Regions from separate parts of the Homo sapiens genome. Here region 1 is linked to region 2. A link is a contact called in ENCODE Hi-C data. All regions are on one chromosome and are shown on one strand. Each heading gives the region's core, a stretch centred on a gene start or an enhancer-like site at or near the end of the contact. The rest is flanking DNA. Distances are from core to core; before and after follow the strand shown. Region 1 holds the start of CHCHD5 (coiled-coil-helix-coiled-coil-helix domain containing 5). Region 2 has its middle 10 kb from the start of IL36A.

The links. A loop is a pair of places that touch in the nucleus more often than their neighbours do. Pooled maps may share reads with other maps.
Region 1: a loop to region 2 is called in a pooled map, with 5 times the contacts of the local background. The contact joins the promoter of CHCHD5 here to the enhancer-like site in region 2. A Hi-C loop is called at or near these places in 4 of 50 pooled maps.

What each region holds. Positions count from the first base shown.
Region 1 is chr2:112,583,139-112,588,818 of GRCh38, reverse strand. It overlaps CHCHD5 (coiled-coil-helix-coiled-coil-helix domain containing 5), which reads right to left and starts at 4,210. Exons shown (of 4, transcript NM_032309.4): 1 at 4,170-4,210; 2 at 2,705-2,845; 3 at 2,454-2,619. The coding sequence starts at 4,171. LOC101927330 (a long non-coding RNA gene) reads left to right here and starts at 3,547. Exons shown (of 2, transcript XR_923204.3): 1 at 3,547-3,682; 2 at 4,306-5,680. RefSeq lists enhancers at 4,317-4,486, 3,784-4,535, 3,802-5,001.
Region 2 is chr2:112,992,596-112,997,639 of GRCh38, reverse strand. It overlaps the pseudogene POLR2DP1. Among named protein-coding and RNA genes, the nearest start is that of IL36A, 10 kb to the left of the region's middle. RefSeq lists an enhancer at 664-823. Within about 2 kb of position 2,144, at least 2 of the 41 ENCODE cell types and tissues checked have a DNase peak (open chromatin) inside an H3K27ac peak, as active enhancers do.

The DNA.
Region 1 (5,680 bases), core at 2,961-5,460, 410 kb after region 2:
GCCTGGGGAGCCTATGTAGACACCACAGAGGGAGACCCTGCAGAGCCCACAGTCTGGAGGGAGAAGGGTGTTGGGCAATGACCTTGGCCCTGAGCCATGTGAAAAAGTCAGCTGTGGTGAAGTGTCATGGGAGGCAGGGAACGCGCCATTCTGCTATATTTACTGAGCACCTGCCGTGTACCCAGCAGGCAAAACTCTCTGACTCAAGCAGGGAGAGACGGACAATAAATATGTCAACATCCAAGAAATTCGATGAAGAAAATTTAATCAGGGTAAAGAGCAGAGGTGTGTGCGGAATGGGAGGGACATGTACCACTTTGATTGTCAGCCACAAAAACACAGGACATTCTGTAAAGTCTGTATGCCATGCTGCAGGAGATGAGAATGTTTGTGTTCGCTATTGTGTAGACCAGACAACAAATCTCACTGCCCCTAGCTAGGAAGGAAAAACTGTAACTGGGATGCCATCCCCAGGAAGGAGGGGATGATGAGGAGATGTGACCTAATTCCCTTTTTTTTTTTTTTTTGGAAGACAGAGTCTCGCTCTATCGCCCAGGCTAGAGTGCAATGGTGCAATCTTGGCTCACTGCAACCTCTGCCTCCTGGGTTCAAGCAATTCTCCTGCCTCAGCCTCCCAAGTAGCTGGGATTACAGGTACCTGCCACCACACCTGGCTAATATTTGTATTTTTAGTAGAGATGGGGTTTCACCATGTTGGCCAGGCTGGTCTCAAACTCCTGACCTCAGGTGATCCACCCACCTCGGCCTCCCCAAGTGCTGGGATTACAGGCATGTGCCACCGCACCCGGCCCTAATTCCCATTTTTAAAAGCTTCTTTGGCTGCCAGGGAAGAGAAGACTGTCAGGGCAGGGGTGGCCACAAGGAGACCAGAGAGAGGCTGGTTGCTGGTCCAGGGAGGGAAGCAGCAAATGGCTCTAAGATAGGAGGATGGGGTCTTTACTGTTCAGATGCCCAAAAAACTTGAAAGACAGAAATGTCCCCAGCAGCTGACTGAGAACAGTATGTGATCGTTAGGTAACGTTTCCTGAGGAGAATTAAGTTCCTTCCGGCTCTCAGGGGTCGTAGTTTCTGCCCTAGGGGTCTGAACTATTCACTTATCCTTGCCTTACAGAAACAATTAATGCCTATAGGGCCTGGTAAGAAGGGCATCACCCCAATCTTCAGCCAAGAGCTCCCTTGACACAGGCATAGGATGTGAGCCTTGATGGAGGGGCTCAGGGACCTTGGGAACTTGAAGACAGGGGCGGGAAGTGGGTGGGACATCAGGGAGGTTTTCTGAGAGACGTGCCGTCTAAGCTGGAATAGGAATTAGCCAGGAGATGGATTAGGAAGGGCAGTCCCAGCAGAGGGAAACAGCTGGACAAAAGCAGCGGAGACGTGCACTTGAGTAACTGCATGTTCACTGGGGCTGGAACATAGAGCTTAAGGGGGAAAGAGAGGAGAGGTGGGACCACGGGTCGCAGGGACTGCATCCCACAGGGCCCTGTGGGCTGTGCTGGCATTAAGACTTGGGCTGGTGGAATTGAGAACCATGGAAAGGTTTGTAAGTAGAAGCAGAACATGGTCAGATTTCCTCTGAGATCAGTCTAGGATGATCACCAAGAATGACTGGAAAGTCAAGATGGAGCATGGGGCCCAGGAGAAGGATGGCCAGGTGGCCCAAGAGAGAAGCCAGGGCTGCAGGGGCAGAGAGAGGGCCCCAGGAGAGGGTACTCACAGGGGCTGGGGAAAGATGTGACTTTCACCTTTGGAGCTCACAGTCCAGTGAGGAGGGTAGTAAACATCTAAAAGAGCATTTTTCAACCTTTTTCCGTTACTGCCTCTCCTCAAGGAGTCATTTTAGACTTTTGTTCTAATTGCCCAACCATGAAACTTACATATCACAGATATACTGTATATCTGGTTTACATATTAGATACATTTAAAAGAGTGACCTTTTTTTGGCCACCCCAGCCCAGCCCCTCTGCAGTTGCAGATGAGGAGTAGTGAGAAAGAAGAGAGAGGGTGAGGCAGGAGGCAGATGAAGTCAGCCTAGGGAAGAACACAGAGAACCCAGCAAGGACCTGGACTTTTGTTCTCAATGTGACACAAAGCCACTGGAGAGCTTTAAGCATAGGTGTGATGAGACCAGATTTCAGTCCTTACATGCTCACCCAGGCCGCTTTATGGAGGCAAGAAAAGAGGGAGGAAGGGAGACCAGGGAGAAGGCTGGGGCAGGTATCCTGGAGGTGGAGGGTGAGGGTGGTGGTGGATTAAAGCAGGGGCTATATGGGGCAAGAAGTGATGATGTTCTGGATTCTGGATGCATGGCAAAGGCCTGTGTGGTGATGGGGTGGGGCTGAGGATGACTCCAAAGTCTTTACCCTGAACAACCAGAAGGATGAAGGGGATGTTATGGAGAAAAGAGATGAACTGAGGTGAGCCCCTCTTACCTCCACAGTTGCAGGTGAGCGTGGCGGCTGCACCTGCTCAGCGCACTGCAGGAAGCGGCGCATATGCTCTGCACAGTTGCCCACAGCTGCCTCGTTCTGTCGAAGACACTCCTCGAAGGCCTCAAAAGGCTGAGCACAGGCCTGGCGGATCTGGCGGATGATTGGGCTGTGGGGGTAGGGCAGTTCAGCCCCTGGGAGATTCCCACCCCACTGCCCACCCCCCACACTGTCTCATACTTGCCCGCACTCACTGGGAGGATGTGCACTGGGCAATGCTCATCTTAAGGTAGTGACAGTCCCGCTGCCAGGATTCCGGCTTGGCCGCCACACACTGGCCATACTGCTCCAGCTCCCGGCCACAGTAGCGAGCGGTGACCTCTAGGGCCGCCTGCCTGTGGGACAGGATGGGCTGAGGATCATTCCAGGCAGTAGGCAAGCAAGGGAATTCTTTTTTTTTTTTTTATTTTTTAGAGACAGGGTCTCACTGTGGCCCAGGCTGGAGTGCAGTGGCACGATCATAGCTCACTGTAGCCACCAACTCCTGGATTCAAGTGATCTTCCTGCCCCAACCTCCTAAGTAGCTGGGACCACAGGCATGAGCCACCATGCCCAGCTAATTTTTTATGTTTTGTAGAGACAGGGTCTTGCTATGTTGCCGAGGCTGGTATTGAACCCCTGGGCTCAAGCGATCCCCCTGCTTAGACCTCCCAAAGTGCTAGGATTACAGGCATAAGCTATGGTGCTCCGCAAAGAAAGGGAGTTCTGGTCTGGGTCTGAAGTAGGACTAGGAGTTCAGGGCAGATGTGGGAATCTGAAGGATCCTGAGATGGTGCCAAAGAAGTGGAGAGGTGAGGCCCAGCCCTGGGGCTTGTAAAGCAGGAGGGGAGCTTCTGGGGAGAGAGTGGAGGTTCTAAAACAAAGTCTGATTAATGTAAGGTAGGCCTTCAGGGTCCTAGAAGACAGGCCTTGAAATCCAGGCATCCCCCAGTAGGCCTGGGGATCATGCACAGAAGACTTGGGGCCTTAGAAGAAAGATCTAGAATTCCAGGGAGAGCTTGAGAGCCCTTAATGGGTTTGGGGGTTCTAAAAGTGAGGTTTAGAGCTCCAAGAGGTGGGGTCTCAGGTCCTGGGGAAGAGTGTCTTAGCCAAAGAGTCTTCAAGATGAAACCTAAGGCCCTGGTGCGGGACTCAAGGTCCCAGGGGCGTGAAGTCTGGAAGCCCTGGATGAGGTTGGTGCTCTGGGAATCCTGGGCAAGGTCAGAGTGGTCTAGGAACAAGTCTGTGGACCCTATAGGTGAGGACTGGGGTCCCAGGCAGATCTGGAAGGTTCAAAAGGTAAAGTTTGGTGATCAAGGGGGAGGAACCTGGAGCTCTGAGGATGGGTGTAGGAGTCATAGAGGTCCCTAAATAAGTCTGTAGTCTTAGGATTTCAGTGTGAAGGCCGGACCTGGGGTACTGGGGGCAGAGATTGGGTGAAGAGTGACTGGACCGAAGTCCTAAGCAGCGCGAGAGGGGGCGAGGCCTAAACGCTTAGAGGGCGGGGCTTGGGCATGCGGAGGGTTGGAGCTCGTGAGCGAAGGCGCTGAATCCTGAGGGTCAGATCTCCAAGAAGGAGGGAGGCTGGTCCTAGTTCCCGAGGTCCTAGACTAGGTCTAGATCACTGGGTAAAAGAAGGGGAGCGGCAGCACGTATGGGGTAGGCGCTCTCACTACTCACATCTCGAGACCTTTGCCGGCGTAGGGCTGTCCGGGGGGAACGACCCGCCTTTTCCGGTATCGGTTGTCATGGCGGCGCCCAGCCCAGCCTGGTTTTTTCCGGTAGCCAATTGAACTAACAACCCCGTTCCCTTTAGGACTAATCTGTCACGGCGGCGCCCTACCTCTTCTTCCGGCCCGGCTCGTCATGGCGGCGCCCTGAGTAGCCACTTCCGCCCTCTTCTGGCTAAATTGCTTCATCCCTATTTCCGGCTTGCCATGGCAGCGCTCGGGGTTTAACGGAAGTAAGCAATGGAAAGTATGGTGGTGCCTCGGGTCCAAAGAGAATGCGCCGCTGAGTTGCGCGGCACCTGACGGGATTGAGCCTCAGACACAAGCGCTCCAAATCTCCGACTGTAGCTGGTGGGAAGCGCCTGCTGTTGCTGCAGCGTCTCAACATGTTGTTCCCATTTTCGTTGGGTGCTGTAGCGGTAGGCTGTTGGGCTCAGGGATAGGGGGCCTGATTCCTAACGCCGCGCTGCCACCATCGGCCTTGCGCAGACGCTGATAATCCCCCTGGCACCCAGGTTCATGCGAGCGCTTGGAACAGGAGGGAAGAGGGAGTCAAACCAAGAGCCGAACTAATTCGGCTTGGGCCTGCCATTTACCCAGCCTGGGACCCAGACGTTTCCCCATCCCTTAGCGTACGCCAGGACAGACATGGCGTTTAATCCTGACTCCATGAGACTATCAAGCTAGTTACTTCCTCTCTTTGTAATTAATTCCTCCTAATGTAGCAACATTTCCCCCTTCCTTCTCATCTGTCTTAAAAGTGTGAGGTTAGACCTGGGCGTGAGTTTCCCCACATAAGAGACTGGATATCCCCTGGTCAGAGAACTGAGCATCAGTCCTGCCGTTTCGTTTGCAGATCTTTCAAGACTCTAGTCAAAATGAGCAGAACATTTTGCAGTTAATCATAGAGTTGAAGATGAACGAGAAGATGAACGAGAGCTACTTGATTGTGAACTAGTAACGACCACTTGGAGTCGCAGTGTGTCTGTAAAATGATGATGACAGTGACATCATAGAGGACATAGTGCAAGTGAACAGTTTGATACTGAGCTTGGAGCCTCAGTAGTTCTGGATAAGTGAGAGCTGTACGGGAGGTTGTAACCATGAGCTACCCTGGTTGGCAGTTGACATCCGAGGACCAGCACTGGTCATCGCACAGAAAGAAAACTTTACACCTTGAGATCCCTCCATTCTTCTTAAACTTCCAAGTGTATGTTTGATGGGAGAAGAGGGGAAGGGATCAACATTTAAAGGCTCTGGAAGGAGTCAGATAACTGTTTTTGGCTTCAAATGTAGAATGAATCCCTAGATTTTCCTCTACTGAGAGAATGAAATCTTAACCCATTCCGTTCCCTTGTTGGTACTCAGAAACGGATACCCCAAAGATGCATTTTGACATGCTGAAAGGCCTTAGAAGCTGCCTTAGAAGATCTGTCTAACCTTGTCTTGTTGGTGTGTGGA
Region 2 (5,044 bases), core at 895-3,394:
GCCTGAGTTTTCCATATAGTCCAACAATGAATTTTTTCATCATTCCTCTTGGCTCTGCTATTTTCATCTCCAGAAACAAAAGCTTCACATAAACATAGTCTGTTTTCTCAGGCTTCAAAGTCTTGTTACAAAACAGAATAGTCATTATTTCCTGCTGCTCAGAGAAAACCAGTTTTTACTCTTTTAATTGTTTTTGATATTTACCTCCATTTTTCAAAGTACTATGAGTGTGGTGCTATTTCTCGATTTTTCTGTTTGAGCCATTATGTGTTAACATCCTTCCATGGAAAATAGTTTTAATTGTCATACACAACTCATCTAACTCCCTACTACATAAACACACACACACACACACACACACACACACACACTCATTCATCCATGCATCCTTCCAAAATATTTACATCATGATTTTGGATAGCATATACACTATTATTGCAATATAAACATTACTGACAATTAAGCTATATAGTAAATTATGATTACATTTTGTCTCCTGAATAACTTAATTTTTTCTCTAGAATTAAGAACTGCTGGTGGGGGCCAAGATGACCAATGAGAAGCAGCTGCAGTGTGTGGCACTCATGGAAAATAACAAAAAGGGGTGAGTAAATACAGCACCTTCAACTGATATATCCAGGTACTCGCATTGGGACTGATCAGGGAAACAACTCGACCCACAGAGAACAAAGGAAAGCAGGGCGAGGTGACAGTCCTCCTGTTAGCGACAGAGAGCCAAGGGACTCCCCAGCACCCCGCCAAGGGAAGCAGGAAACCACACTTCTCCCATGAATCTTTGCAACCCTCAGATCAGGAGGTGGAGTGAGCGCACATTACCAGGACCTGGGGTCTGACACAGAGCTGCTTGAAGTCTCTGAACAGCAGCTGCTCAGGCATGCACAGAGGCCCAGGAACTTTACATACTCCTCAGGCCAGGTGCAGTGGCTCACACCTGTAATCTCAGCAGTTTGGGAGGATAAGACAGGAGGATCACTTGAGGCCAGGAGTTTAAGACCAGTCTGGGCAACATAGTGAGACACACCCTCTATTTAAAATAAAATAAAATAAAATTTTTTTTAATTAGCCAAGAGTGGTGGTGCACAACTGCGGCCCCAGCCATTTGGGAGGCTGAGGCAGGAGGATTTTTTGATCCCAGAAGGTTGCAGTGAGCCATGATTGCACCATTGCACTCCTCCAGCCTGGGCAATAGAGTTAAGACCCTATCTCCAAAAAAAAAAAAAAAAGTCTCAAACAATAACAGTGGTTTAATTCTTCCTTTGGCATCTAGATAAAACTGGTCTTTCTCTATAAAGTCTACTATGTTCTGGTCTAGTTTCAAAACGTATAAACACACTGAAATTAAAACATGAAGTATTAAGAATACAAGATAACGTGGGGGCCAAAAGTCATGAATGAGGGAGTCAACAGTGTGGCTAATATGACACCCCCTCCCACCCGAGCCACCTCACACTTCCCAGGGCACACTCAGGAAGCCACTGGCAGCCACTGCACAAGGCTGCTCCAAGATTACATGTCACCTGGACCTACGAATTATTTGAAACAGCAACCTAACCCAACAGCAAGTTGGGCTGTTTTCTCCAAAGGAATTCCCAACTGTCTTCTACAATGAAATGTCTATGCAAATCAGCCCCAGACCCTGTGGGGCCATAGTTTCTCCAAGCAGCAGTGATGTTTAGGGATTAATACTGAAAGCTGTGCTTTGTCTGGATATCATCAAGAACCTGCTGCAGCTCCTCATCTTCAAACCACCCCTCCAAGTTTGGGATTAGAGCCTTGGACTCCTCAGCAGTCTCTGGGCAAAGGTTGGCCAAACAGACCAACTCAAATTTATGAAGGTTTTTCTAGAGCTACGAACACTGGCAATGGTCTCTCTGTTTTCGAAACCACTGAAACGGCCTGTGTAGTTTCATTGTTTTCATGAAGACTTCTGAGAGTTCCTGTTCATCCTCTGCACTCTCGTTCTATTGCTTTCGATGTTCCAGAAGCATATGAACTTCTGAATTTAGAAGGGTCTCCGCTGTTTCAAACTCTTTAGGAAAAAGGAGCTGTGAAGTGTCCTCCTCTACATCGTCAGCCCGTGGATCGCTGCCGCCTGCTGCCATTGCCGTGCCGCGTGCCACCACCCACATCCTTGATTTCTTTTTATTGCTAAGTAGCATTGAATACACCACAACTTGTTTATCTATTCACTGCTTGATGGAAATTTCGGTTCTTTCCAATTTGGGGATATGAAAAATTTTATTTGAGGATGTGAACTTTTTATACAAGTCATTTTCCTTCAATTTGCTTTTAAATCACTCAAGAGAGAACAACTTTACAAAAGTAAATGTCAAAAAAAGCAGGAGGTATGTATTGTTACATATCTCTTTATTTCTATAGAAGCATATAGATCATTCCAAGCATGATTAATTTGTGTCTTTTTACACACAAAACTCCACTGGATGGTCCAGAAGAGTATTTCCCATGTTTACTTAGAAATTAGCACTCCCTAGGGTCTTTGGTAAAATATTAATTCTTAGGTCCCACCATAAACTTAGTAAGTTGCAATTTCTGGAGGAGGGGATTTTAATCTACTAGGCATGGAGCGAGCACAAGTGCCCTAGGTTTTCAGTGAATATCCAGATGATTCTAATGTAGTTTCAAGTTTGGGAAATACAGGTGTGCTGAACATTACTGTACTTGTGCCACTACGTAATGACATTTGCACAGGTGCTCCACCTTGGGTGACTCTACCCTGGGTAGGTCATTTGCTGACACCCTGCTAGATAGGGACAGCCCTAATGATGACATGTCTCAGACTTTGCTCTGCCATCTTGCTCAAGGTAATTGTTGCTGATTTCTCACAGCAACAGTCTAAGAAACAAAACAATATTTTATTGACATGTATTATTAATTATGACCATTGTTTTCAGCACTCTGTGGGCAGCATCTTCAGTCCCCATGCCCAGTTGTTAATGAATTATGAGACAAAGTCTTCCTGTCCAGATTCAGGAAACAGCCATTACCCTTCAGCAGTCCTGAGGTGAGAGGATATCAGCCCCAAAGCGACTTGACAGAGAAACAACCCGCTCACCTGTTTTATCTACAATTGTGAATCTCTGGTGGCATGGTTATAAGACTACTAATTCCGCCCCCGCCCCCAGAATCCCCCTTCTCCTAGTGCATCAGACCTTCTATAACACCAATTGCTAAAGGTCCAAAGAAAACAAATTATTCAATGAGTATTAGCCTAGAGCTTGTGCTTCTCAAATGCAGAAGTATTTGCTATAGCAATGTGTAAAAACTAGGTGTGGACCAGACTATTCACCTGAAAATGAAGATATTGCTCCTTGCAGGGATCCTCCATGATTTTGTAAACCATGGCATAATACACTATTTCTCACATGTGCTGGGTAAGGCAGGGAGCCCAGATCTGTGTTTTCTGGGTTCCACATGCTTTCTATGAGATTATTATAAATTGGTGTTTTCATTTTGGTTATACTCTGTCATCATAGCCTCTTCTGTATCACCAGAATGAACACCTTACCCTTGAGTCCAGCCACATGATGTCAGGACTCATATTTGAGCTTTTGTTTGAGCTCACATTTGTGCCAAGTGAAAGTCCAAGGTATCAGTGACTGAACAAACAAAGTTTTTCACAGTAGAGAAAAGAGGTGGGAATACCAAATCATCACACAGCCTGTAGCAGGATGGAGATGCTGTAACACTTACAACCATAATCATGTCACAAGCTAATGTGTCATCAGCTTTTAATTAATAATATAAATTGGCAGATGTAACAACCTGCCACTATTTATTAGCATAGCATGGATATATGAGTGAATATCCAATGACTAATTCTTCTATTGGATATTCCAGAATTAATTAACTTTAACACTTATTTTAGTGTTGATTTTTATAAAACTGCAATGCCAACATTATATTCAATTGAGGAAGAAAACTTTAGAGGAGAGTGGCAGAGGAAGGAGGAAAGTAGGACTTTGCATTAATCATCCCACACAGAAACATCAATTTGATCAACTATTCATGCACAAAAAAAATCACAAGAGCAAAGGAAACCAGGTGAGAGATCACAGTACTTGATTTTAGCATCATAATAATAACAGATACATTGAAGAGAATAGGAAGGACAGTTTTACATTACCCACATCACCCCTTCCCTAACCCCAGGCAGTGCAGTATAGAGAGAGACATTATCTCTTGGGGAAAGAAAAAGGAATTAAGAGTAAGACTTCACCTTGGAACTCAGTACCATGCCTGCCACAGTAAAACCCACCACAGGGCAAACAACTTGATCCCTACCACCAGACTTATACCTGTAGATGAAGCCTCTAGATCTACCCCAGCACCAGAGAGGAACCTGTGGCACCAGTGAGATGGACTTCAGTTTGGTACAAGTCACTGCCAGCAGTGGGCAGGCCATAGTGGCCATGGTGTTGAGCATGCCCTATGTAGTGCTGTGCTGGTCTCAGAGACTCTAAGCTTTGGATGTGACCCAGTGCTACCTCAGCCTCTGCTGCCAAAGGATTCTGGCCATTGTGATCCTGGACTTAGAGCAGCTCCTAGTGCTGCAATTGCTGAAATGGTCACAGGCTTAGGGACCTCCCCAGTCAAACTTCTCTGAATCTCTGGACAGGCTTACTGCTAAAGGAAGCTCCCCAACAAAGCCAGATTGCAAAGACTAGATTAGGTACTTACATCAATGCATGGACATCTACAAATGGCTACAAGAATCACAATAAATCAGGGAATGTTCACTTCACCAAGCAGACAAAATAAGGTGCCAGTGACTGACCCTGAAGAAATGGAGATGGAAGAACTGCCTGACAAGGAATTCAAGATACCTGTTTTAAGGAAGCTCAGCAAACTTCAAGAACATACCAAAAAACAATTCAAAATTTGGTCAGAGAAATTTAACAGAGATAATGAAATAACTTTCAAAAACTCAAATAGAAATTCTGGAGCTGAGAAAAAAAAAATTAAAAATACAATGAGACCATCCACAGTAGAACTGAACAACAAG